3 separate regions of the Homo sapiens genome follow, and all the other regions are linked to region 3. The links are chromatin loops, found by intact Hi-C in ENCODE. Cell type or tissue: B cell. All regions are shown on one strand. Each heading gives the region's core, and the rest is flanking DNA. Links, peaks and the distances in the headings are about the cores only. Region 1 overlaps IL13RA1 (interleukin 13 receptor subunit alpha 1). Region 2 overlaps DOCK11 (dedicator of cytokinesis 11). Region 3 has its middle 14 kb from the start of ZCCHC12.

The links. Hi-C counts contacts between places; a loop is a spot of excess contacts. Peaks named below come from ENCODE experiments on the same cell type or tissue, not always from the same donor. Only the 100,000 strongest peaks of a DNase experiment are listed, where the experiment ranks them.
Region 1: a loop joins it to region 3, with 2.0 times the contacts of the local background. A loop is called at or near these places in 14 of 110 quality-filtered maps.
Region 2: it touches region 3 in a loop (4-fold over the local background); 82 of 110 quality-filtered maps call a loop at or near these places.

Annotation. Positions count from the first base shown.
Region 1 is chrX:118,748,163-118,756,162 of GRCh38, reverse strand. IL13RA1 (interleukin 13 receptor subunit alpha 1) reads right to left here. Exons shown (of 11, transcript NM_001560.3): 4 at 6,385-6,505. Among named protein-coding and RNA genes, the nearest start is that of IL13RA1, 25 kb to the right of the region's middle. RefSeq lists an enhancer at 3,818-3,917. In B cell, for the core only: no CTCF peak of the experiment used is centred there; a DNase peak (open chromatin) is centred at 3,682; H3K4me3 peaks cover 873 bases; H3K27ac peaks cover 2,733 bases.
Region 2 is chrX:118,626,815-118,634,814 of GRCh38, reverse strand. It overlaps DOCK11 (dedicator of cytokinesis 11), which reads right to left. Exons shown (of 53, transcript NM_144658.4): 33 at 7,236-7,311; 34 at 6,543-6,652; 35 at 4,325-4,436. It also overlaps the pseudogene RBBP8P1. Among named protein-coding and RNA genes, the nearest start is that of IL13RA1, 97 kb to the left of the region's middle. In B cell, for the core only: no CTCF peak of the experiment used is centred there; DNase peaks (open chromatin) are centred at 1,794 and 3,044; H3K27ac peaks cover 1,363 bases.
Region 3 is chrX:118,804,182-118,814,737 of GRCh38, reverse strand. It overlaps a transcript of IL13RA1 not described here. Among named protein-coding and RNA genes, the nearest start is that of ZCCHC12, 14 kb to the left of the region's middle. In B cell, for the core only: a CTCF peak has its summit at 7,147 (motif pointing right); a DNase peak (open chromatin) is centred at 7,157.

The DNA of each region.
Region 1 (8,000 bases), core at 1-8,000, 56 kb after region 3:
CCTCAGAATCCTCTGTACTACTTTAAAATGCAGGTTTCTCAAACCCTCTCCCAGAAAATCTGATTTAGAAGGTTTTGCCAGGACCTAGGAACCAGCATTTGAACAGCAATTCTCCAGGAGATTCTGCTGCAAGTCAGTTTAAAAAAAAAAAAACTCAGAGCTAATGTATTTATTCCTTCAAAGGCTGCACAAAGGAATGCTTCGATATAGAAAATGCTTTTTTCCTTCAATAGGTAGTACATAAGCTTTTCCCCCTAGTTGCAGCGCCCTGTGGTTTATGAAGAAAACAGTGTTGTAAAAATGAAGTTATTGTCATGACTAGTTTTTGGATCAGACTGTCCTGGAATGTTTTCCGCCCATGGCCAAAAACAGAAACTGAAGAAATTTAATGACATTTTTCTTACATAACTAAAGAAAGCCATGTGTAAAATTGTTTTTAATGATGAAAGGAACTCCTCGAATGCACAATCTTCTTGATCCCTTTTTCATTTCTGTACCCTGAGTATTCTGCATATGCTCATGGATCTCAGATAATGAAATTTTAAAACAATTTTGTTGTAATTTAGAAATAATTATAGAAGGGAAAATACTGGTTCTGAATAGATAACATTTCTTGAATTCTTGTGAAACATTAACCTAAAACAGCAGGTGATTCCTGTTAAAATTTATATACTGAATTCATCTGCAGAGTCACACTGCAGATATGAGAAGGAAATTGACAAATTAAAGACTATTCTCCCAACTCAGAAGATGATTAATGTGGTAAAAAAAAAAAAAATCCCTAAAATTCGCTGGCATGACTAGTCTGAAGCTCTTCAGGCCGGGGTCTGTTCAATGCCAGACTGTCCCTACAGGGACACAAGTCATTGCCCTAGGGCTTCAATGAATTATTTTGATTTCAAAAAATGACTCCAGGCCAGGCGCCATGGGTCACGCCTGTAATCCCAGCACTTTAGGAGGCTGAGGTGGGTGAATCACTTGAGGTCAGGAGTTCCAGACCGGCCTGGCCAACATGGTAAAACCCTGTCTCTACTGAAAATACAAAAATTAGCCAGGTGTGGTGGCACGTGCCTGTAATCCCAGCTACTCAGGAGGTTGAGGCTGGAGAATCACTGGAACTCGGGAGGCAGAGGCTGCAGTGAGCCGAGATCGCACCACTGCACTCCAGCCTGGCGACAGAATGAGACTCTGTCTCCAAAAAAAAAAAAAAGAAAAAAAAAAAAAAGAAAGACTCCGTATTTTATGGTTGGGGGTTAGGGAAAACAGTCTCTGGCAGTTTGTTTGATGTGATTTATACTGGTACCTAAACCATTTCTGGTGCTTGCTAATGAGCACTGTGTCTTGACTCCCTTTCTTTTGTGGTTTTGATTAGAAAGGATCTATCTAGAGGAGAGCAAGAAAGAAGGAGATATGGGTTAGGTACTAATTCTGTGAGACGGGAAGAGGCCAGCGCTGTGTACTGACTGCATCTGCAAAGGAGTGGGGATAATAACAATAATAATAATAATAAATAGTATTTTTTTTTTGAGATGGAGTCTTGCTCTGTTGCCCAGACTGGAGTGCAGTGGTGGGATCTCGGCTCACTGCAAGCTCCGCCTCCCGGGTTCACACCATTCTCCTGCCTCAGCCTCCTGAGTAGCTGGGACTACAGGTGCCCGCCACCACGCCTGGCTATTTTTTTGTATTTTTAGTAGAGACGGGGTTTCACTGTGTTAGCCAGGATGGTCTGGATCTCCTGACCTCATGATCCACCTGCCTCAGCCTCCCAAAGTGCTGGGATTACAGGCGTGAGCCACCACGCCTGGCCAATAGTAATAATAGCTATTATGGATTGAGCACTTACTCTACATATGCTAGCAGCTAGTCATGGCTCTAAACACTAGCCCTCACAACAACCTTAAGAAGTAGGCACTATTATTACTATCTCCATTTCACAGATTATGAAACTAAGGCTGAGAGAGAAGGGACTTACCCAAAATCACACTAAAGTAAGGAAGAGAGCCAGGATTTCAACCCAAGCAGTGTGGCTCCAGAAAGAATAAGCTGTGGGGTGGTAAGGGGATAAGATACAGAATCTATACCAGCACCATCCAACAGAACTTTCTGGGATTATGGAAATGGTCGCTATCTGTGCTGTCCAATACAAGAGCCACTCATCACTTGTGAAAGTGGTTGGCGAGACTATGCAACTGAAGTTTTAATTTGATTCAATTTTAATTGATTTAAATTAAAATGTAACTAGCCACATGTAGCCAGTGGCTCCTATACTGGATGGCACAGAACTACACTACAGAAAGATCCCCTGCTGATGACCAGCTCTGGGACTGTATATGACAAGAAGTAGGCCAGGTGCGGTGGCTCATGCCTATAATCCCAGCACTTTGGGAGGCCGAGACGGGCTTGAGCCCAGGAGTTCGAGAGCAACCTGGGCAACATAGCAAAACCCCATCTCTACAAAAAACACAAAAATTAGCTGGGCATGGTGGTACACACCTGTGATCCCAGCAACTCAGGAGGCTGACATGGGGGGATGGCTTGGGCCTGGGTGGTTGAAGCCGCAGTGGGCAATGATCACACCAACTGTACTTCAGCTTGGGCAACAGAGCAAGACCCTATCGCAAAAAAAAGTAGGATCCTTGATATCTGCCCCCTTGGATGCTAGTGACCCACCACTATCTTGGAATTGCATCTTGAGCGACCTCCAGTGGCTGTGCAGATTGTTCCCTGCAAAAAGACATCAACTGAGGGCTGAAAGCCAGCCCAAGTACCATCTGCTCTCAGCTTTGGTGAGAGCCTGCTTCAGCCCAGAGGAAGAGGAATGCTTTTTCAAATTGGTCAGTCCAGGTTTTTTTGTAATTCATTCACCCAGAGGAAACATTCTTTTAACAATTTGCATTGAGACTTTGTTTTTGCTAGTATATCCCCAAGGCACTTCCCTATTTTTGTCTTAGAAGAACCCCAAGGACTAGGCTACCATCTGCCTCCAGTGCCACCCTGATTCTAATAGCTGGGATAATTTTCTACCCAGTCTGCCATGGAATGAGATACAGTTTTAAGACTTCTTCCCTTCTTTTCCAGTCCCTTATATAGACATAGATTCTTTAAAGGTTTTCCCTGCGGTTTTACCAATAATGATTCCAGGGAAAACAAGAGGGGTTAATAGCATAATAAACACATGGATGCTGCCAACTCACAAGACATCTTAAAAGCCTGTGTAACAGCTCTCCCTAAACTTTACTACAACATCAACAGCCAGGCTACTCCTTCTTAGTAAGGCTTAGTTCTTTGGCCCCTTCTTAGCAATTCTTTAGGGAGCTGGATCTACTCAATCCTTCTCTCTTTTTATTCATGAACCATAATATTCCTCAGTTGCTTATACCTCATAAGTCATCACCGCAACCCTGAATATTCTCTAGCTTTGGATCCTACCAAACATTCACAACTTATTTATGGAATACCTACTATATATCAGGCACCAGGAGAAACAAGACACAGCTCCCGCTCTCAAGAGAAACTGAAGCCTGTAGCAGGCTACCACCAAGTAACAGGAAATGACAACACAATGTGCTGGGTAGTATGACACAAGAAATTGCAAGGTGCCGTGAGACAAGAGGAAGGGACACATGTCTAGACTTGAGAGGTCAAGGAAGGCTTTCTGGAGAGGAAATGGTGTCTGGGCTGAAATAAGGATAAAGACAAATAAGAGGCATCCAAATGAAAAGGAAAGGCCTAGGCTACAAGAGGATGCAGAATGTTTCCACTATTCTGTTTGAATATTCTGTTTGAAATCTAGTGTTGTGTTTGAGTATTTGAAGAAAGCAGTCTGAGGAACTGAAAGAAGTTTGCTGCGGGCGAATGGTAGGCTGCAAGAGGGGCGGGGGTGCATGGAGGCAGATGCAACCGAGTCTGGAGAGGTTGACAGGGGCCAGGTCTGTCATAAAGCGATTTGTCTGTCATGCTGGAGAGTTTGGACTTTAACCTAAAGCCACCAGGGAGCCACTGAAGGGTTTTAAGTAAAGGAGAAACAACAGGTACCAAGAGTGAGCAGGTGAAACTACAAAACCTCAAATGAGATTTACATCAGGGGGGGAAAAAGAAACAGACCTCAGACATAACCACACAGAACTTCTGGCTCCACCTGCAGGATTTCCCAACTTTGCCAGGAGGATCCTTCCACCAGGGAGGAGTGCGGATGTGAATCCTGGGGCAACTTTGGAGGTTTTCATCCAAAAATGTGTGTTACTTTTTTTTTTTTTTTTTTTGCATTCTATTCCATGATATAGCCATGAGTGTTTTAATGTATCAAAAATGCTTTCCATCATGTCATCAGGCAAAATAGACACTCTAGCATGAAAGGCCATGTTTATCCAGTAGCTTCACAAGTCTTGGACATGGCTCTCCACATCCCATTCTCTCAGAAGAAGTCTTAACAAATGACAGTCAGGGAACAAGGCCATGTAGAGGCAGACTGCCTATGCTAGGTCTCCCCTTCTCCACCCTGACATCACAACGATTAAATACCTCCATTTCTCAAAATGCTCTTCCCCAGAGGCCAGCATCAGAGAAACTCCCCCATCTAGGCAGTCTTCCTCCTTCATCAAAGCCTCTCAGTCCCCTCTCCATCCACCCATCCACCTCCCCTCGACCACCACCCCAAGCTCCAACCTAACTTCCCACAGGAATCTATCTATCCCTCTGCAACAGCCTTCAGCATACACTGTCTTACTTAATTTAATGCAGGTCACTGTATCAGGCACTATCTTCTCCTCTATATTTTGAGCTTTAGGAGAGAAGAGATATGTTTTTTGTCTCTGCTGTGCATTCAGTGGTTTATCCACAAAGTGTTCTAAATAAAGGTTTACTGAATTAAACTGGATTAATCTGGTCTTTCTTCCTTGTTCTGTTGCTAATAATTCTAGGCTCTAAAGGGAATGATGGAAGACTAACTTAGAAATTTAACAAACTTTGTAGTAGATATAGTCACAAATACCAAATACTAAAGTATCAAATATCAAAATATCAAAGTTGTTTTGCAGGAAGCTAAACTACTTTTTGAGGCTGGGTGTGGTGGCTCACACCTGTAATCCCAGCACTTTGGGAGGCCGAGATGGGCAGATCACTTGAGGCCAGGAGTTCGAGACCAGCCTGGCCAACACGTTGAAACCCTGTTTCTACCAAAAATACAAAAATTAGCCAGGCATGGTGGTGCATGCATGTAATTCCAGCTGCTTGGGAAGCTGAGGCAGGAGAATCACTTGAACCCAGGAGGCAGAGGTTGCAGTGAGCCTAGATCTCACCACTGCACTCTAGCCTGGGTGACAGAGCAAGACTCTATCTCAAAAACATAAATAAACAAACAAACAACTTTTTGACCCCGGACATATCATTTTCCTTTTTAAAAGTAGACATCAATAACTCATGCATTGCTAGTGGAAATGTAAGGTGAACTAACTTCTTTAGAAAACAGTTTGGCATTAAAAAAAAAAACTAAATAAGCCATTACTATATGACCCAGCAATTGCACTCTTGGGCATTTATTCCAGAGAAATGAAAAGTTATGTTCATATAAAAATCTGTATGTGAATATTTACAGTAGCTTTATTCATAATAGCAAAAAACTGGAAAAAACTGAGATATCCTTTAATGAATGAATGGTTTAAAAAACTGGTACATCCATATCATGGAATACTACTGAGCTATAAAAAGGAGTGGCCTCGTGATATACAACTACTTGTATAGATCTCCAGGGTATTACGCTGAGTTTTTTTTTTTTAAGCCAGTCTTAAGTGGTTATATACTATAGGATTCCATTTCAGTAACATTCTTGAAATAATAAAATTAAAGAGCTGGAGAACAGATTAGTGGTTGCCAGAGGTTAGAGGATTGGGGGAGAGGGGTGTACAAGGAGAGATGGTTTAAGACGGAGGTGAGTGTGGCTATAAAAGAGCAACTCCTTATGGTGATGCAACCATTGTATATCTTCACATGTGATAAAATTGCATACAACTACATATACACACACACGAGTGCATGTAAAACTGTTGAAATAGGACTGAGGTTTTTGGATTGTACCAATGCCAATTTTCTGGTTTTGATAATGCACTATAGTTACACAAGATGTTACCACTGGGAGAAACTGAGTGGAGTATATGGGATCTCTCTGTACATTTTTTCTGGTAATATACAGGATCTATATTTAAAAATAGAAAGTTTATTTAAAAAGTAGACACCAAAGACAGATGCATTTTTCATTGAAGCAAACTGTCCATCTTGTTGAGTTTGCAGAAAAAATTAAACAGTTCTTTTTTTTTTGACTAGGTTGGATCCAAAGGCTCCCAACACAATTACAATCAGTCTTCCAGTAATTGTACTGTACATACTCACCAATAGTAGAGAGTATAGTTAGTGTCGGGACTGGTATTCCTTCCAGGGAGCCAAGAACACTTCATGTAGCTCAGGTTGTGCCAAATGCATTGAAGCTCAGTCACAGCAGACTCAGGATCACCTAGAATATCCAGGCCAAGAGTTTAAGACCCTTCTTTCCTTGTAATGCAAAGTAGCAAATCACTCTTTGGCATGGGGATGATGAGAGTGCTTCATGCTGCTTTGTCAGAAAGCAAATGCTTCATCTCTCACCCCATTTTACCCAGAAGTCACCCAGGATGGAGGAAACTCAAATCTAATTTGTTCACAACCTTCTCTCTTACCTCCTGATACAAAGAAAACATCTTCCCTATCACTGAGGGACCCTAACTAATATTCCTAACTGGAGGGAGAGATAAAAGATCAAAAACTATTTCAATCATAGACAATATCTACACAATTCCTAAATGAATGTGGATATACAAACAACCCTTATATATATCTGTCTTAAAAAATTATTGAGGTACAATTTAACTTTCTGTCTTTTGATCAATACTGACACATTTTTTAAAAAATAAACATTCAGCCAGGCAGGGTGGCTCACGCCTGTATTCCCAGCACTTTGGAAGGCCAACAAGGGTGGATCATTTGAGGTCAGGAGTTCAAGAACAGCCTGGCCAACTCGGCAAAACCCTGTCTCTACTAAAAATACAAAAAATAGCCAGGTGTGGTGGCACATATCTTTAGTCCCAGCTACTCGGGAGGCTGAGGCACAAGAATTGCTTAAACCAGGGGGGTGGAGGTTGCAGTGAGCCAAGATCTTGCCACTGCACTCCAGCCTGGACAACAGAACAAGACTCTGTCTCTAAATAAACAAACAAACAAACATTCCTCCTGAAGCAATTCTGGGGAAAGGTAAGCCTAATTTAACTCTTAGTAGTTGCCTCTTAAGTGTCATGACTTTAAGAGCCCTAGTATCTTTCTGACCTAAAATCTCTATCTTTATAAAGCCATTTTAGTTAAGGTATAATGTCTTTAAATTAAACACCTCTGTTTAAAATGTAAATCTGTTATCCCTCATGATCCTTGAAGGGGTACTACACTGAGCCATCATCAACCATTTTATGTCATAGTATAGTAATTATTATTTTTTTGAGACAGAGTCTTGCTCTGTCACCCAGACTGGAGTGCAGTCATGTGATCTTGGCTCACTGCAACCTCTGCTTCCCAGGTTCAAGCGATTCTCCTGCCTCAGCCTCCTGAGTAGCTGGGACTACAAGCATGCACCACACCTGGCTAATTATTATTATTTTTCTCCATGTTGACCAGGCTGGTCTCAAACTCCTGACCTTAGGTGATTCGCCCACCTTGGCCTCCCAAAGTGCTGGGATTACAGGTGTGAGCCACTGCATCTAGCCGTTTTTTTTTTTTTTTTTTTCGTTAACTCCTAAGGAAAGGAGAATAGGGCAGGTAAGTTGTTTCAAATCTCCTGGCAGTCCTGAATTTTATAATTTTACAAACAGCACTTCATGTGTTTGTGATCAGTACAAAGCAGGTAAATGGAATGGCTTAGAGCAAAGGGCACATAGAGCTAAGGACTGGAGGTTAAGAGATGGGGCCCAGCCCTACCCAACCAA
Region 2 (8,000 bases), core at 1-8,000, 180 kb after region 3:
GGAGGTTGCAGTGAGCTGAGATCGCGCCACTGCTCTCCAGCCTGGGCTCAACAGAGTGAGACTCCATCTAAAAAAAATTAAATTAAAAAAATATATATCAAGCTAGCAGTGACTTCCGCTTTCGCCTATCTGCCACTGGGTGTCTACTCACAGAAGCTTGGGTTCCCCCCCAGAAGTCCCTGCGTTTCCGGCCTCCGGTCAAAGGGCAGCTTGCTGCGCCACTGCCTGAGGGTGCTGGCCTCCCTCTCCTGTGGGTTAGCTCTTCTAGCCGAAAAGTTGGTGCCTCCTCTCCAGCGAAAACCTGGGACTTTGCGTCCAACGGTGAGCACCCATCTCCCTCGCCCCATGTCCTAAGGTAGCTTCGGAGAAGGTCTGTGAAAGGGGTAAAAGTGCTCGCCCTCACAGCGAACTAGCTCCAATCCACTGCAAGTCCGCCATTTTCTTAACGGCACTGTTGTTGAGCGACGAGGCCATCCCTCCCATTTCCAAATCTGTGAAACATGATGCAGGCAGGGAACGAGGGTGTAGGAGGGAGGAGAGGTTGTAAGAAATCTTCAGGAAGAGAATCATCACGGCTTAGTGTATGTGATTTGGAATCTGACAATTTTAAAAAAACATGGCTGGCGCTAAAAGAGCTCCATGATAAAGAGCTGCGGCGTCTACAGGCAAAATTAACAAGTCTGAGGAAACAGCGATTGTCAGACGGGAGGCGGACGGGCTCCACAGCCAAAATTAAAGAGTTGACTAAACAGCAGAGAGTCCTGCAGAGCACCATTAATGACTTGAAAGATCAGTTAAAGGCAAAAACCTGTGACTGCTGTTCAATGACAGAAACATACAGGCTTGCGCTAGAGAAAGACTATTATGAAATCCAACAACAAAATCTTTTCTTTATTGCGGAACTCACTAAAGAAACAAATAAATTACGAGAAGAAAATAAAAGGCTTTCTAAAATAATAATGAGGCAACAACAATTTCAGACTTCTGGTAGTGATGACTTCGTTTCTGGTAGTCAAATGACTATGTCAGATTTTTCAGTCAGGGAGCCTGCACAAGGAAGGCAGAGGCATGTGCCTATCAAATCGATAAGCCAGTCACAAAGTAAGCAGATGAAACCTACGAGCACAAAGGAACTGCAACAAAGTTCAGAGTTTCCAGCTCCATCTTTTAGTCAAGGCCTCTTTGAAGTGCCAGAGACCTCTTTTGCGAAAAGTTCCTCTAATGACACTAAGCCTAACATAGAAGACCCTGCCAGCCAGAAGCCACTGGCAAGTTCTCTTTTAACAACTTCACTTAGTCCTCAAAAGAGGTATGAATTTCAAGATTTTTTCAATCTTCATGAAGACAAGATTGGCCAGCCAAAAGGGACACTTGAAACAAAGGTCTCCCCGCAAAAAGAAACTCAGATTGGCACATCATGGAACCCTTCCGCTATCTCCCCAGGAGAATACCCAACTCATGTATCTGAAAGTTTACTGGAAACTTTAGAGGATTATTCTATAACCTCATATAGCCCTCTTGCAAAGGAAAAGAAAATAATCCCTTTGAATGTCTTGCCTTTAGACTCTACTTTAAAATCTAGTACAAAAAGAAGAGCAGTGGTTGCTATTCCTTCTAACACCAAATTTGCAGTGAGAGATAGCTCTAACCAGATACCTTCCAATGAACAGTCTGCTTCGGAGAATATTAATGAATCTACAAGTGCAGGGTATGGTGCCGATAAGCCTCAATGTGATACTGAGAGTGTCTTTTTGGAGTCTGGGCTAAAGAGAAAAGTGAAGACACAGTCACAAAGAAAGAGGAAGTAGCTTCCCCATCCCCCCCACCCCCCTCACCCCCCCCCCCACCGCCCCCCACCACCTTCTCTCTTAAGGAAGCAACAATGTTTTACTTTTCCAACAGAACAGTCTTCTTGTCAATTCAGACTTCGTAACTGGTAACTCCTGACTCTTATTCCTTTTCTCACGATATAATAAACTAAGCAGTAAGGCCTGAAAATGTTTGGCAAATGAATCTAAGACTTTGAAATAGCAAATTTTTGTCAATTAATAAAATGCAGCTATAAGTAGAGAATGAAATTTATTCTCCAGAATCCATATAAAAGTGTAGAGATAGAACATCTTTTCATTGACATTAAAGTTGCTACTGTTTATGACTCAATAAAAAAGAAAGCCAAGAGAGGACCTCAAGATTGTGGACTTGAAAGAGATAAATATTTAAATGCATATAGAGTAACTAAAACAATATTTACCGGACAAGACAAAGTAATTAGAATACATCCATTGAGAAGGATCTAGAAGACATTTCTTAGAACAAAATGAATATGACTTTACAGATATACAGCATGACTTTATACATATAAAAGATAAACAGATGTGACATAGACTGTATACTAGTTATTGAAAATGTGCTTTTTAAAATCAAAAAGCAAGAGCAGAAGACTACAAAACCTAATTAACAAAGACTGAATATTCGGCACAGAGTACTGCCACTGAGCAAGCATGGTCAACATTTGCAAGAATAAGAGGAACTATCAAGTTCACAAGAAATAAAACAGTCATGGGCCGGGTGTGGTGGCTCACGCCTGTAATCCCAGCACTTTGGGAGGCCGAGGTGGGCGGATCACGAGGTCAGGAGATCGAGACCATCCTGGCTAACACCGTGAAACCCCATCTCTACTAAAAATAAACAAATTAGCCGGGCGTGGTGGCGGGCGCCTGTAGTCCCAGCTACTCGGGAGGCTGAAACAGGAGAATCACTTGAACCTGGGAGGTGGAGGTTGCAGTGAGCTGAGATCCTGCCACTGCACTCCAGCCTAGGCGACAGAGTGAGACTCCATCTTCAAAACAAAAACAGTCATGGTTTTACCCATGACATTAAAAATAACAACCAGAGACTTGTCTCTGGTTAGTATAGAATGTGATGTATATGTGTGTGTATGTGTGTGTGAGACCTACAGTGGAGGAGGGGAGAGAACTAGTCAGCAATGCAGCTTTTCCCCTCCTCCTACCTTCTCTCTCTTTCCCTCATTCTTTGGGCTGTGGTGGTATTCAACCGCTTTTTTGTTCACTTCTGCTTTTTTTCTAATGTATCTCTTGGACCTATTTTTTTTAAGGCTAGTCAAGTGGCAATGGGAGTGGAGAACAGATAAAGATTGGGCCTCTTTTTAAAAAAAAACATTTACTGAGAGATTCATTTATCATAAAAATGCCCACATAAATAGCCCACAATATTACAATAGTTTATAGTTTATTCAAAGACTAAGGAAACCTTCACCACAGTTTTAGAACATTTTCATTGCCTTAAGAAGAAACTCCATAAATGTTAGCAATTTCCAGATTCCACAACATAATGTTTGATATTTATGCTAAATCGTACATTCCTAGAACTTGAATATTCCAGTTATTTTTATTTTATTAATGAACTTTAGAATTTACTCATATCTAGCTATTTATTTTAATGTTTCTATAGCTACTTAGATATCAACTTATTTTATGTCTTTACATCCTGCATTATTATAAAATATTTAAAACGAAATAATTACTAAAAATAAAAAAATAGAAAATGAGTAAAAGATAGCAATCACTATGATGATCCCAGGTGCTTTTATGTTTTCCATTTTTGCATTTTTTTTTTTTAAGCAAAAGTATTGCGAAAAGGAAGAGAAGGGAGGGAACTGTCTAAGTAAATGTGGTATTTGGAAATAACCTGCTTTTACTTCCCGAGGACATGCAGTTTATGAAAGTCCTTCGGTTGTATTCCATCATATAGTGTAAAGAGGAACTGGTGACACTAGTAAATACGGCTCTATACCAAGGAGAAAAAACAGAGCCCGACAAAGAACGCGATACCAGACAATATCATACAGTGTTGCTGCAAAGATAATGATGACATTCCCTACCCTTCAAGAACTCTTCCTGTCTTTTTGTTTCTTATTTGTCAAATCCTGGGTTAAATAAAAGCTGAAGTATTAAATATGAATTCTGGTGGTTATTATTTCCTTTCAGTTACATTGGTCATTTAATGAATTAAATGCTCTGCATGAAAACAAAATGTTTAGCACTTCTAAAACCATTGCCTCATTTTAGAAATTCATTTGCAAAATTATGTTAAAATTATTTCAAAGACTCGAACTTGTGTGACTGACATGAACCTATTTTGAAGTTCAATTTAAGAAACATTTTAAAGTCAGAGTCTCCAAATAACTGTTTATAATGTGCATGTGCTCTGCCTCCAGATGATGATCAAATATTGTTGCATGAATTTGTGAACCTGTGAGGGTGTATGTCTAGTACAGTCCATGCTTAATATGATGGTAACTCACCTTCTGAAATCATTTTTACTATATACAGGTAGCACATCAGGAGGCTTCTGATTTCATACTGATCCAGGCGGTTATACTGGGATACACTACTCCTTGTAGAACTCTGTCGGGTCTGTAAGGACAGGATGTTCGTGAAATAGTATCAGTACAATTTTCCACAGCCTTTAACTCAGTAACTCTTTTTTTATCATTAGATCTGTTTGGGAAAATTCTAAACATAAATCTAAATTTTATATCACAACTTGAAGGTGAATGGGCTGAATCTTTCTTTCCTAGTAATAGCTAGTAATATCACTAGAAATTACCTTGGAGTCTTCACAAAGATATAGCCATGAATACTGTGTTTCATTCTCATATGCCATGTGTTTTAGTGGTAAAATTTTAAAATAATCATGGCTATTTAAGGAAAGATAGCTTTTACATGGAGTGAAAGCATAAGAAACATCTTAAACTTTTTCATTTGAATCTTTCCTTAGAGTTTATTAAAATCCAACCTCCAAATCATACATTAGAAAATCTATCTTAAGGGCTAATAAAACCAGGCGCAGTAGCCCACACCTGTAGACCCAGCGTTTTGGGACGCTCAGGTGGGAGGATCACTTGAGGCCAGGAGTTTAATACCAGCCTGGGCAATATAGCAAAACCTGTCTCTACAAAAAAAAAAAAAAAAAAAATTTAGCTGGGTGTGATGGTGCATGCCTGTAGTCCTAGCTACTCAGGAGGCTGAGGCAGGAAGACTGCTTGAGCCCAGGAGTTCAAGGCTGCAGTGAGCACTGATCGTGTCACTGCACTCCAGCCTGGGTGACAGAGCAAGACCCTATTTCTAAAAACTATAAATAAATTAAAAAATGGGCTAATTATATTACGATAATTACACTTAGGAGTACCCAATAATACTTCAAAATTAGTACCTCTACAAAGTACTGATGTGTTCCTATTATTTAATGACTTTTTAAAAAATATCAGAAATTAAGCATGACAAGATCTGACTTATTTGGGGATTTATATGAATAGAATAACAATAATCTAAAAAATTTAAAAACTAATACTTTCAGTTGAGCTAAACTGGGGATGCACCATTGACTAGGGTGGAATTTACTAAGGAAGAACTTTTACTTGGAGCAAACAGACCTAGGTTCTGATTGCTTGCCTAGCTACTATGTGACTACTAGCAAGTCATTCAACCTCTCTGACCTTTATTTGCCTTAGCTATGACAGTACCTGTTGTCACAATTTCTAAATGGTGTAAAAGAGAAACATTTGTGAATAAATTACTGTTTACCCAAAGGCTCAAGGAACCAGTGGAAGTATAGTCCACTGGTTCTCAAGGGTAACAATACCCAACCAGCAGCATCAACATCACCTGGGAACTTAGAAATACATGTTAGCAGGCCCTATTCCAGACTTACTGAATCTCACCCTGGGGTGAGGCCCAGACATCTATTTTTTAAGCCCTCCAGGTGATGCTGATGTACACTAAGAGCACCATGATATAGGAGACAAAGTGCTCATATTAGAAAATCTGGGTTCGAGTATGGTCCTGCCATAGCTGGTTGTTCTAAGTCATAATCCCAATTTTCATTTGTAAATTGAGAGTTGGAATTTATTGTTCTTATAGTCCCTTCTAATATAATTTTATACGATTCAATGATTTTACATAACAACATGGCAAAACTTTACTCGTCTAAAATGAGGTCTTTCTGCCTTAAGGCAGTCACATCTCAAACTTTAATGGTAGGCGTGAAACGACTTGATAGAAGAGTTGGGAGGATATATTCTGATTAAGTGATGCTGGGACCCTAAGATTGTCAATTTTGGGACCTATATTTTTTCCTCCCAAATTAATATCATTACTCTATTACAAAAGAATGAAAGACTGCATTAATCCTGCCAGGATGTGCTTCGTTTTAAATAACAAGGCACATTAGATATTTTAAACTTGAATTTCTCCTCACTAAAATAGCGTGCTAGGGTTAAAGGAGATATTCAGAGTTAGAACTCTTGAGGATGAATGCCTTATTCTCTATAAATAGTTTAAGACATTGAAGTAGCAGCTGCCACTATAGGAAGATACTGCTAAAATATCTAAGAATTATGGGATGCTTTTCGCAGAGCCAGGATGGACTACAGGTGAGTACAGATGCTCATATTTATACTATAAAAAAATTGTTGCAGGCTAATGTGTCACTAGGGTCATCCTATATATTTAAGTTCTTACATTTTCACCAGTGTTGCCCTGATCTGGAAATCCTGTTGCTCCTTCTGGGATGAGGGAACCTCTTGAATCTTCTCTCTTAATTCCATGTCCATTTTGAAAAGACCCATAAGCTGGGGAAAAAAAAAAGTCAAGCCCTTGTTGGCAAGAGGGGGAACTGTCAGAAATATTTAAAAAGTACGGAACTAATTTAAGTAGAGACATTAATGTAGGGAATAGATCTTGGACATCTAAAATGTGAAGTTTATTATATCAAAACACCATAAGAAACCATGTAAAAGTGAAGCAACTTTTCACCTTTCAAAACACTTTAGCATGTACAAAATGACAAGAAATTCCTTGGAAGCCGTAAAATAAAGCCACACAATTTAAAAGACAATTTTATAGACAAGGAAACTTGAGCCCATAGATGGGAGTATCTGGCTTAAAACTGGTGACAGATAAGAAGAGTGGAAACCAGTATTTTTCTCATTATCCTCTATTTTCTCAGTATGCCAAGCTATGTTCTAAATAAGCTTAGACAAGGAAACCTAGGCAAATAAATTTGACTGCAAGTATAAGTCAGATTTTAATTAAACTTTAGTAGAGATCAAGCTATGTATGGTCTTTATTATGAAATATATCAAAAATACTGAGAAGTAGAGGGTACATGTCTAAACACCCACGCAATGTATCATCTCCAAAAGGTTTAATTACCGGTGTCTTTGTCAGTGCTCAGACTCCCTCTATTGGCAGGTGAAGTAAAGCCACATGGAAACTCATCTCTGGATGCCTGTAACAGAATATGATACCTGTGTCATTTAAACAAATTCGTATATAGGATAAGAAATCTGAATTAACAGAATAAAATGTTACATTGATTTTAAACAAAGCTCACTGTGAAAGTCTAAATCAGATACTAGTAATTAGTATTTAGGTGACTCTTTTTTAAAAAAAAAAAGCTACTAGCATACTGTTGTAACCATGACCTCTAGCCAAGTGACATAATTCTAGATAGCTGCAACTGGTACAGCTGCAACTGGTACAGTCTTTTTTGTTTTCGTTTTCTGAGACAGGGTCTTGCTGTGTAGTCCAGGCTAGAGTGCGGTGGCATGATCATAGCTCACTGTAGCCTCAACCTCCTGGGCTCAAGTGACCCTCTCACTTCAGCCTCCAGATTAGCCAGGACTACAGGTATACACCACCACACCCAGCTAATTTTTCATTTTTTTAGAGATGGGGTTTTCCCATGTTGCCTAGGTTGGTCTCAAACTCCTGGACTCAAGTGATCCTCCTGCCTTGGCCTCCCCAAGTGCTGGGATTACAGGCATGTGCCACGGCGCCCAGCCTGGTAAAGTCTTAACATGATTCAGTTCTCCTCCTTAGAACCAGGGCAATGCTAGAAGAAGGTGTGTGACCAGAAGCCCTAGGGAAACTTGAGCTGCAAAGAATACAGAGAAGTGAAATATTTCCAAATAATGC
Region 3 (10,556 bases), core at 2,557-10,556:
GAGGTTGCCAGGGGTTGGGGGTAGGAAGGAAAAGGGAGTGACTGCTAATAGGTACAGGGTTTCTTTCTGTGGTGATGATAATGTTCTAAAATTGATTGTGATGATGGTCATGTAACTGAATATATTTAAAAACCATTGAATTGTACACTTTCAAAGGATGAATTTTAAAGATGTACACTATATCACAATAAAGATTTTTTTAGAAAAAGAATATTTACGGTGTGGATCCATTTATATAAAGTTCAAACAAAGGTGAGCCTAAACTATATTGCTTAGACTTGCATACAGAGATGATCAAAAACTAAAAGAAAGCATGGAACTATTCCTATAAAAGTCAGGCTAGTGGTTCCGCCTGGGGGTGAGAGAAGAGCTTTGATTAAAAAGAGAACCACAGAGGGCTTCTGTGGCATCCTAGTGTTTGATTTCTGATCTTTCTTGGTGGTTACATGGGTATTTCTTTTCTAACGATTTGTTAAAAATCTACATACATGTTTTATGCACATTTCTGTATATCTGTTCTATTTTCAATAAACTGTTAACATTAAACTCATTCACCTGAGTGTATGTGGACTACACTGAATTGTTAAAATATTGGACTGAGCCAGGCTATTGATTCCAGATATTTCAAGAAAAGGGTTCCTAAATTAAGTGTCCGTAAGATTAAAAGAGGGAATAGGAGTGGAGAGAGTGTTGGATAGAGTAAAAAGATTTGACTTTCCTAAAAGACGTGCTTCTTTGGTTCCTGTGCAAAGCACTAAAGATAGGGAAATAGTGGTAAAGCATGCAGGCTCTACAGCAAAACCAAATAGGTTCTGCATCTACCACTTAAGTTTTAGTTTCACAATCCTTCTGGGCCTCAGTTTCCATATCTGTAAGTGGAGATTATAATATCATCTAGCTAAAATGTTACTGTGCATATTAAAGAAGATTATCCTTGTAATACCTTGTGAATATTTTTTTTAGATAAGGGAACTCACTGTTGCCCAGGCTGAAGTGCAGTGGCCATTCACTGTACTCATCATAGCTCACTGTGGCCTCCAACTCCTGGCTTCAAGCAATCCTCCCACCTCAGCTTCCCGAGTAGCTGGGACTATAGGTGCCTACCACCACACCCAGCTGAGTATGTTTTTTGACATGTAAGTGCTTTATAATTGGCATCTGTTATTATTTCTTTCTAAAGCTCGTTATGAGATACATTAATTCTGAGTCCCTGTTGTATGTCTGTTATTGTCCTATTTTCCATTTATTCTAGATACCATACATGAAAATAATACAATTGCATTTTTTTTGAGACAAGGTCTCACTCTGTTGCCCAGACAGGAGTGCAGTGGCGTGATCTCAGCTCACTACAACCTCCGTCTGCCAGGCTCAACTAATTATCCTGCCTCAGTCTCCCGACTACCTGGGATAACAGGCGTGCACCACTACCGCCTGGCTAATTTTTGTATTTTTAGTAGAGTTGGGGTTTCACCATGTTGGCCAGGCTGGTCTTAAACTCCTGACCTCAAATGATCCACCCCGCTTGGCCTCCCAAAGTGCTGGGATTACAGGCATGGTATGTGTAATTGAAACTGACACTCGGAGAGGTTAAGTAAGAAGCCTGGAGTCACACAGCTTTAAGAGGTGGCGTAATGTTTTGAAAACAGATCCGTCTAATTCCAAAGCCTTTGCACTTTCCACGTTTTCTTGGAGTTGAATATAACCATCATTCAGTGGGAAATTCAAATGATGTTTAACCAAATACTGTTTTATTAAGCTATTTATATGACTTAATAGGAGAAAACATGTCCAAAAGCCTGAGAGCTTTGTGTACTGGGAAAGTTTATATAGTGCCAATGTAACATTTCAGAGCAGACGTAAATCTCTTGCGTTCTCTAAATAACACCTGGTAAAGAGATGTTCTTAGAAGTTGCTTAAGTTGCAATGATCTGGCGGGTTTTAAAGTCTGGCCAAACCTAAGGAATATAGCAGTAGGATTTCCAGGTCACAGGAAGTGTATTACCAGCAGGAGAGCACACGCCACCAAATCTGAGGGAGTGCAGAGTCAAACTCCTAATGGGGAACCTGGCATCCAAAACTGTTATTTTGTTAATTCCTCTAATTCTGCCCCAGTTATCTGAACACAGGAGAGTGCCCTCCCAAAGCACCACCATAGAGGGGCCCAGCAAAAAGTCCAACCAATTCTGCATAGCTGCAACACCTCAGAAAATGTAGGCCAGCCTGCTGGTCTGGATTGACTGAAATGACTGAGACCCAAGTAGCCCTTTGGGAAATCATGGTAAAATCATGGTGCTGGGTGCTTCAGAAATCCTTGCTGACTGATCAGCTGGACTGCTGTGGCAGAGACAAGATCTAGAGCAAGTGGGGGAGGAGGGTGGGGTCCAGAGGCAGAAGTCAGGCTGGAAAGCCCTGGGGGCCCACTGGCAAGAGGGAGACTGGCAAGAGGTAGATCAGGATGGTGGCCGTTCCGAATGTGTGTGTGGTGAAGGGAGCATTAAACTACAACCTGGGGCCTGGGTTCTATCGCTCTTGAGTTAATTAATTAATCTCTGGATATATCAGTTCCCCCACCCATAAAATGAAAATAATAATAGGACCTATCTCATTGTATTGTCATGAGGAACAGATGAAATCATGGACATGAAAGCACTGTGAAAACTCTCATGGTATATAGAAATATGAAGCTAAGTGTTCACTTGTTTTGTTTCCTTGTGTAGCCCCAGCACCTGGACAGTGTCTGTCATATAGCAAGTACTCAATAAACATTCATTGAATGAATAATATTGCACTAGAGTTCGAGTACTGACTGTTTAGAATACTAGGTGATCATCACAAGCAAAACTATGAGATGGGTGAAAGTAAGTTCTCGGCTGGGTGCGGTGGCTCATGCCTGTAATCCCAACACTTTGGGAGGCCAAGGTGCCAGGATTGTTTGAGTCCAGGAGATCAAGACCAGCCTGGGAAACATATGGAGATCCCATTTCTACAAATAATAAAAAATTAGCCAGGCATGGTGATGTGGACCTGTGGTCCCAGCTACTCGAGAGGCTGAGGTGGGAGGATCATTTGAGCCCAGGAAGTGGAGGCTGCAGTGAGCCGAGATCATATCACTGCATTCCAGCCTCGGCGACAGAGCAAGACCCCATCTCAAAAAAAAAAAGAAAAAAAAGCAAGTTCTTGCATCCTTCCATTTGGAGCCCTGTCCCCTGTCCCTTGACAGTGCCCTGGAGGTATTAAATATCCAGCATCCTCAGCCACCTCATTTTTCTTCACTCAGCCCACCTTGGTATCAGTGATGAAAAGAATGATAGCTGCCATTTGTTGGAGGCATATTATGTTCTAAGTGCTAAGCTTCACATGCACATTCTCAGCTTGATCTTCAAATCCACCCCCACATTTAATGGCTATTTTTCTTGGGAAAAAAAATACATGCTGATGACTCTAAAGCTCAGTTTTCTCATCTAGGTTGCAAGGCAAATCCTGTTACAGAAACTGACATGATTCCTGTTGGAGTTTCTGTTCCCAGGACTCATCTGGGCTCAACTCAGGCCCAGGCTTGAAATTGTGTGGCAAGGGACCCAACTGCCATAGCCATGCCATCAGACATAGCTATGATTGATGGGGGACAAGGGTCTCAATCTGCGTGAAGGCACCAAGGCTCTGCTATCCTCTTTCACAACTACATGGCTAGGAAACAGCAGCTGTCATTCAAGCCCAGGCAATCTCTCTTCAATACTTTGTGACACTTAAGGAAGCAGATGGAACAACTTGACAAATGGAACAGCTTGTCCAAAGCTGCTCACCTGGGCTCACAAATCCTTCCCCTCAGCCAAGAGATTTTTCATAAAGGAATGCTAATCTCTTTGGCACACTGCCCTTTGCACCCCTACAACCTTAAATGCTGGGTCCACTTAGCAGGTTCAGAACGTTCTGGCAGGCTCTCTCATACCATCCCACCCTCCCTGATTCTTATGTCATAGCCCTATCAGAGTTAGAAATAATACAATTACTTGTAGAATAATTTGATTACCTTTGGACTCCACCAAGTGCCCCTGAATTCCATGAGAGCCAGGTAGAATTGACTTTCTTCTCCACCACTTCCACAGTGCCCAGCTCTGGGCATAGTACAAAGCAAGTGCTCAATCAATATTTATCAAAGAATAAATGAATGAGTGAAGAGTAAGCAAATAAGTGAGATGGAAATGTAGAACAGAATAAATGTGGTAATTGCTCTCAAACCTTTGAAGAGCTTTGCTATGGAAGAGAGAGGATTTTTACTATCTTTTTTTTTTTTTTTGGTGAGAAAGAGTCTCGCTCAGTCGCCCAGGCTGGAGTGCAGTGGTGCCACCTTGGCTCACTGCAACCTCCACCTACAGGGTTCAAGCGATTCTCCTGCCTCAGCCTCCCGAGTAGCTGGGACTATGGGTGTGCACCACCAGACCGAGCTAATTTTTGTATTTTTAGTAGAGATGGGGTTTAGCTATGTTGGCCAGGCTGGTCTCAAACTCCTGGCCTCAAGTGATCCACCCACCCCAGCCTCCCAAAGTACTGGGATTACAGGCGTGAGCCACCATGCCCAGCCCAGGATTTTTATTAACTTTTTATTTAGAAATAATTTAAAAATTACAGAAGAGTTGTAAAAGTAGAACAAATAATTCCCATACACCATCTATGCAGATCCCACCAATTTTAAATATTTTGGCAATTTGTTTTTATCACTCTCTCTCATTACTTACATATTAATGTTCTTTTTTTTTAGGAACTATTTGCAGGCAGGTCACATGCATCATGCCATTTTACTCCCTAATGCTTCAATGCATATTTCCCAGGGACACAGCCATTCTTATAGAAGACCATTACCAAAATTAGGACACTTGATAGTTGATGCAATATTGTAATCTATGTCCTTACTCAATTTTGCCAATTTTGAGTGAGGACTTTTTTTGTTCTGTTTGGTTCTCCAGGGCATAAGGAAGATTAATGGGAAGATACATGATAAAAATGACTTTTTACTCTGGAATTTGAAGATAGATCCAGAAAATTAGAACTATCAATAAATAAAATGGCCTTTCTCCATAAATAGGGCACTCCCTGTTGCTGCAGGGATTTAGGCAGAGACTAGACGATTACCTGTTAGGAACGAGGGAGGGGATATCTCTTATGAATATGAACTACAGAATAAGCTTTTGTGTGTACTTCTGCAGGCCAGGTGAATTATATGCTATGTACTGGGCTTGATTCTCTTTTTTTCACTTATCATTTCTCATGTCGGGGCTGGTCCTTGCGTAGCTGAAGTAACCAACCATGGCATGGGGTTGAAGCAACCTCAACGTTCCATCAACCTGGAAATATTTTCCCCTGACACCTTCTACAAACAGGTCAGCCCTGGAATAATAATATTAACATGTATTATGCACTTACAATGAGCAGGGCAATGGTGTGCTTTGTAAGTGTCAACTCATTAAGTCTCCAAAAGCCGTAAGATGTAGCTATTACTATACTATAATCCCTATTTTACCAATGAGGCATCTGAAGCTCAGGTGGGTTTTGGTATCTTGATTTGGTTCAGGTCTGATGTGTTAAAAGATTTCAGAAATTATGATCAAGTTGTTCAAATAAGTGTATATGGAGATTTTTAAAAAGCAGTTCGGCTGGGCACAGCAGCTCACGCCTGTAATCCTAGCAATTTTGGAGGCTGAGGCAGGCAGATCACTTGACCCCAGGAGTTCAAGACCAGTCTGGACAACATGGCAAAATCCTGTATCTACTAAAAATACAAAAAAAAAAATTAGTTGGTGTGGTGGTGTACACCTGTAGTCCCAGCTCCTCAGGAGGTTGAGGTGTGAGGATTGCTTGAGCCCAGGAATTGAAGGCTGCAGTGAGGTGTGATCACATTACTGCACCACAGCCTGAGCAACAGAGCAAGACCCTGTCTCAAAAAATAAAAAATCGGTTCAATTATTTAAATGAAAAATAAAAATGAAAAGAAATAAACCAAAAGATAGTATTTCAAGACTTCAAGAACATTAGTATTTCTTTGTCTGTTTATACCTATTCCTATTTTCATTAGGGCAGTCTAATTTGGAGGAGTTTTAGGGGGGGTTCTTTATTTCTACATTTCCTGATTTTCTAGTTGTTGTAATTGTTATTTTTTAGACATGTTTTCACTGTAGTTGACATGCTAATTCAGAATGAAAGATCTTCCTAGAGACTGTCCTATGTAAAGCAATTGAATCTCCCTGCTGTATTACCACTGTAGAAGACAGAGGAACAAGGAGGATGGCCCCTTCTTTCCCAGTCTTATAGGTTTCATAGTTTTCAGAACAGTTAATTTCTGGCTAATTCCTACCAATCCTTAAAATTTCAGCTTAAATGTCACATCCTCAGAAAAGTTTTTGCTACCCTGCAAGACTAGGTCAGAATCCCCTGTTACCTGTTCTCACAGCCTCATCGACCTTTTCTTCATCTCACCTCACTACATCTCACTGCATCATTGACCTTTCCTTCATAGCAATTATCACATTTAAAATGATTGTTTTGTCTTTACAGTTAGACTGTAATACAGGTTTCTGAGGGGACCCATCTATTTTTGCTCCCAAATGTATCCTAGTACCTGACACACTGTGGCCACTCAATAAATGTTTGTTGAATGAAAAATGAGTAAATGAAAATCCAGTTCCACTTAGGAAAAAGATGCTAGCAAAAGAAAACATAGAAGAGTAAATTGTGCCCCTGGAGGCAAAAATTCAGTATTCTAGTATCAAAGGTCAGAACCAGGCAGTGATGAAGTCAAAATGAGGGGATTTGGGAGATCCGGCAGAGGGTGGTTCAGGCAAGAACTTTGGTCAGTTGCTAGAGCACAGTAGCAGCAGCAGCATGGAGTATCTCAATCCAGTGCTAGGATGCTGTAGCTGACTGAAAGTATTCTGCTTTCAGGGGTTCAGTCCTTCTGGAAATATGCTACAGAACATGTGCACCCATGGTTTCCTTCATTGGGGACAGAGAAGTAGAACTAGGCAGAAAAGAATTTAAGGAAGAACTATAAAAGGCTTTTGAGAGGAAGGGTCTTGCTGGTTCCAAAATAATGTCCTCTCTCATTAAGTGGCTTTCACAAAGCTGCCATTACAATTTCTACATGCAGCCCCCAGATGGCAGCAGTGTGTTACTCTTGGGCTGCCAAGTTCGTGATGAAGTCTCTGCTTTGACATCTAACCTACCATGCCATGACTGCCCCCAGAGCTAGCTTAGATTTGGGTTGTCCTCACACTGTGCTGAGAGGGCTTGCAATGTGTCTTATTTTGGGAATGACCTCATTGGTCTTTCCCTGGCAGCTGGCTCCCATAACCCTGACTCTTGAAGCTGCCCTCCTCTCATTGCCATCCGTGAGTGTCCCCAACCCTGTAGGAAATCATAACCTAATGGTTCCTCTAGCATACTACAGTGAACATGTCCAAAATGAAATTCGTATTTCTCATCTACTCCCCATTCCCCACCCAAGCCTGTGCTTCTCTATAACATTTTGAGCATCTCCCTCCCATTCATGGAGTCCTGGTGAGTCAACCTCTAAACTACTTCAGATCTGTGTCCTCCTCTCCTGTTTGCCAGGCATGGAGCGGATCCTCTCCACCTCTTGCCTAATCCCTAGGTCATCTGCTTATCTCTGTCATCTTTCTCTCACAATCCATCCTTCCACTCTACTCAAACTCCTTCTGAGGACAGGGATGCCCCCTTTTGTTAATCTCTTCAGATTCTACTCTTGCTTTAATGTGCAGACCAACTAGCACTGCCCTCAAAAAACTTTTCTGGGTATCCTCCCAGCCCCGACACCCCCATCATTTTTTCCACTGCCTGTATACAGCACTTTACTTGGACCTCCTTTCATAACTCTAATTGCTAATATTCTGTCTTGTTGATAATCCATTATTTATATACATAAATATGTCACTCTAGCCCTTAGCCAAGGTGGCAACCATGTGGCACAAGTACATCAACACCCCCCCACCAGTACCCAACAAGAGACATCACTGATAGATCTTAGCCATCTTCCCACTGAGCCCAAACCCAATCTCAAAATCCTTCGGGAAACAGTATTCCAGAAGAACTGATCCACAAAATGAAACAAATTTGCCATTCCTGCACTGGACTATCAGCAATAATAGGACAGAAAGTATGCACTGCACCTGTAGTCCCAGCTACTTGGCAGGCAAGAGGATCACCTGAGCCCAGGAGTTTGAGACTAGCCTGGGCAAAATAGTGAGACACCATCTCAATTTTTTAAAAAAGAAAAGAAAGCATGCTCTATTCTTTGAATCTACTACAGCATCTCGTACACGATCTATATTCGTCAAAAGCCTTCTTGAATGAATTAATAAAAGCACAAAGTGGAATAGCATAGACACTGATCATAGGAATGCTGCTCCCAGACTCCATGTTTCAATACTGCTGCTATGAATATGGGTGTGCAAATATCCCAAGACCCTGCTTTTAATGCTTTTGCATAAATACCCAGAAGTGGGATTGCTGAGTCATATGGTAGATCTATTTCTTTTTCTTTTTTCTTTTTTTTTTCTTTTTTTCTTTTTTTTTTTTGAGACGGAGTTTCACTCTTGTTGCCCAGGCTGGAGTGCAATGGCACGATCTCAGCTCACCGCAACCTCTGCCTCCCAGGTTCAAGCAATTCTCCTGCCTCAGCCTCCCGAGTAGCTGGGATTACAGGTGCCCACCACTACGCCCGGCTAATTTTTGTATTTTTAGTAGAGACGGGGTTTCTCCATGTTGGTCAGGCTGGTCTGGAACTCCCAACCTCAGTTGATCTGCCCACCTCGGCCTCCCAACGTGCTGGGACTACAGGCGTAAGCCACCGCACCCAGCCTAGGTAGATCTATTTCTAACTTTTTGAAGAACTACCATTCTGTTTTCCATGGCTGTTGCACCATTTCACAATCCCACAAATAGCACACAAGGATTCTCATTTCCCCACATCCACACCAACACTTTCTATTTTATGGGTTTTTTTTTATAGTGGCCATTCTAATGAGCGTGAGGTGATATTCATTCACTTTTATTGCTAAGTAGTATTCCATGATGTGACTGTACCAAAAATTGTTCAACCATTCACCCACCCATTGAAGGATATCTGAGTTTTTCTAGTTTTTGTAAATTATGAATAAAACCATTATAAACATTTATGTAAAGTTTGTTGTGTGAACATATGTTTTTATTTTTCTGGGATAGAGGCCCAACAGTACAATTGCTGGACCATGTGATAGTTGCATGTTTCGTTTTTAAACAAACTGCCACTCTTTCTCAGAGTAGCTGTACCATTTTATGTACCCACAAGAAATATATGAGTGATATGATTTCTTTGCATCCTTACTATTATTGAGGTGTTGTCATTATTTTTATTTTAGCCATTCTGAGAGGTCTGTAGTAATGTTACCAAAACAGCAGGAGTTCCATCTAGGTCCTGTTTTCTCACTGCACAGAAAGGCAAACACTGAGACAATGAGTATTGCCAAGGAAGAAGGCTTTAATCAGGTGCAGCAGCCAAGGAGACAAGAGATCAGTCTCAATTCCATCTCCCTGACCAACTAAAATTAGGTGTTTGTATAGCAGGGAAGAAGTGAAACCATGTGTGGGAAAACAGGAATTAGGGAGGGATAAGGAAGAGGAGTTGGTCAACAGGAAGCAGTTGGTTTGTCAGCCAATCAAGAAGGGTGAGGGATCTGGCTTCTCACTGTCCGGATGTGGTGATTTGGTGATTTTCAGATCCCGGATACTTTCTGGGAGGCCTGATGGTTTGTTTCCTGAGAAAGGAATTCAGATAAGACAAATGTAACTTTCTCAAGTTTTAAGACTGGAAGGATCAATTTCTATGTTTATTCAAAGAGATCAGAAACATCAGCTCTGTGGGACAATTGGGTTGGTTTCATAGTCACATGGTCTGTATATTTCCCAGTGGTATTCAAGCCAGCAACTTATAGAAAACTGCATGATCAAGTGTAAACTCAGCAGATTTACAAAGCACACACTTGACCACAGATAATTTTTCTCAACCTAACATTCAGACCCATAAGCCTATTTTTCCACCTTGCTTTAAAATTTTCAGTGCATTGTAAAATATCAGAAAAGGATTGCCCCATATTGGTCTTAATTAATCCATGCTGAAGTACTCTCTTTTAGTATCACATTTCCAATTTGTTTATATTGGTCCTTATCATGTGGGAAAAAATTACACAACACAGATATGCTCTGTACTACCATTTGCAAAAACATTCCGTAGACATATTAGAAGTTGGCATTTGTGTGTGTGTGTGTGTGTGTGTGTGTGTGTGTGTGTGTGTATGCATGGCTGTGTTTTTTTTCTGTTTTAAGGAAGACTATGTCTTGGTTGTGTGAGAACTTCTAAGCTTCAAGGCCAAACTTCAGTTTTCACTTCCTTCACAGATGTCTGACTACGCTTATAAAGAATTTCCAGAATTTGTTGGGCACTGTGGCTGACGCCTGTAATCCCAGCACTTTGGGAGGCTGATGCAAGTGGATCACTTGAGGTCAGG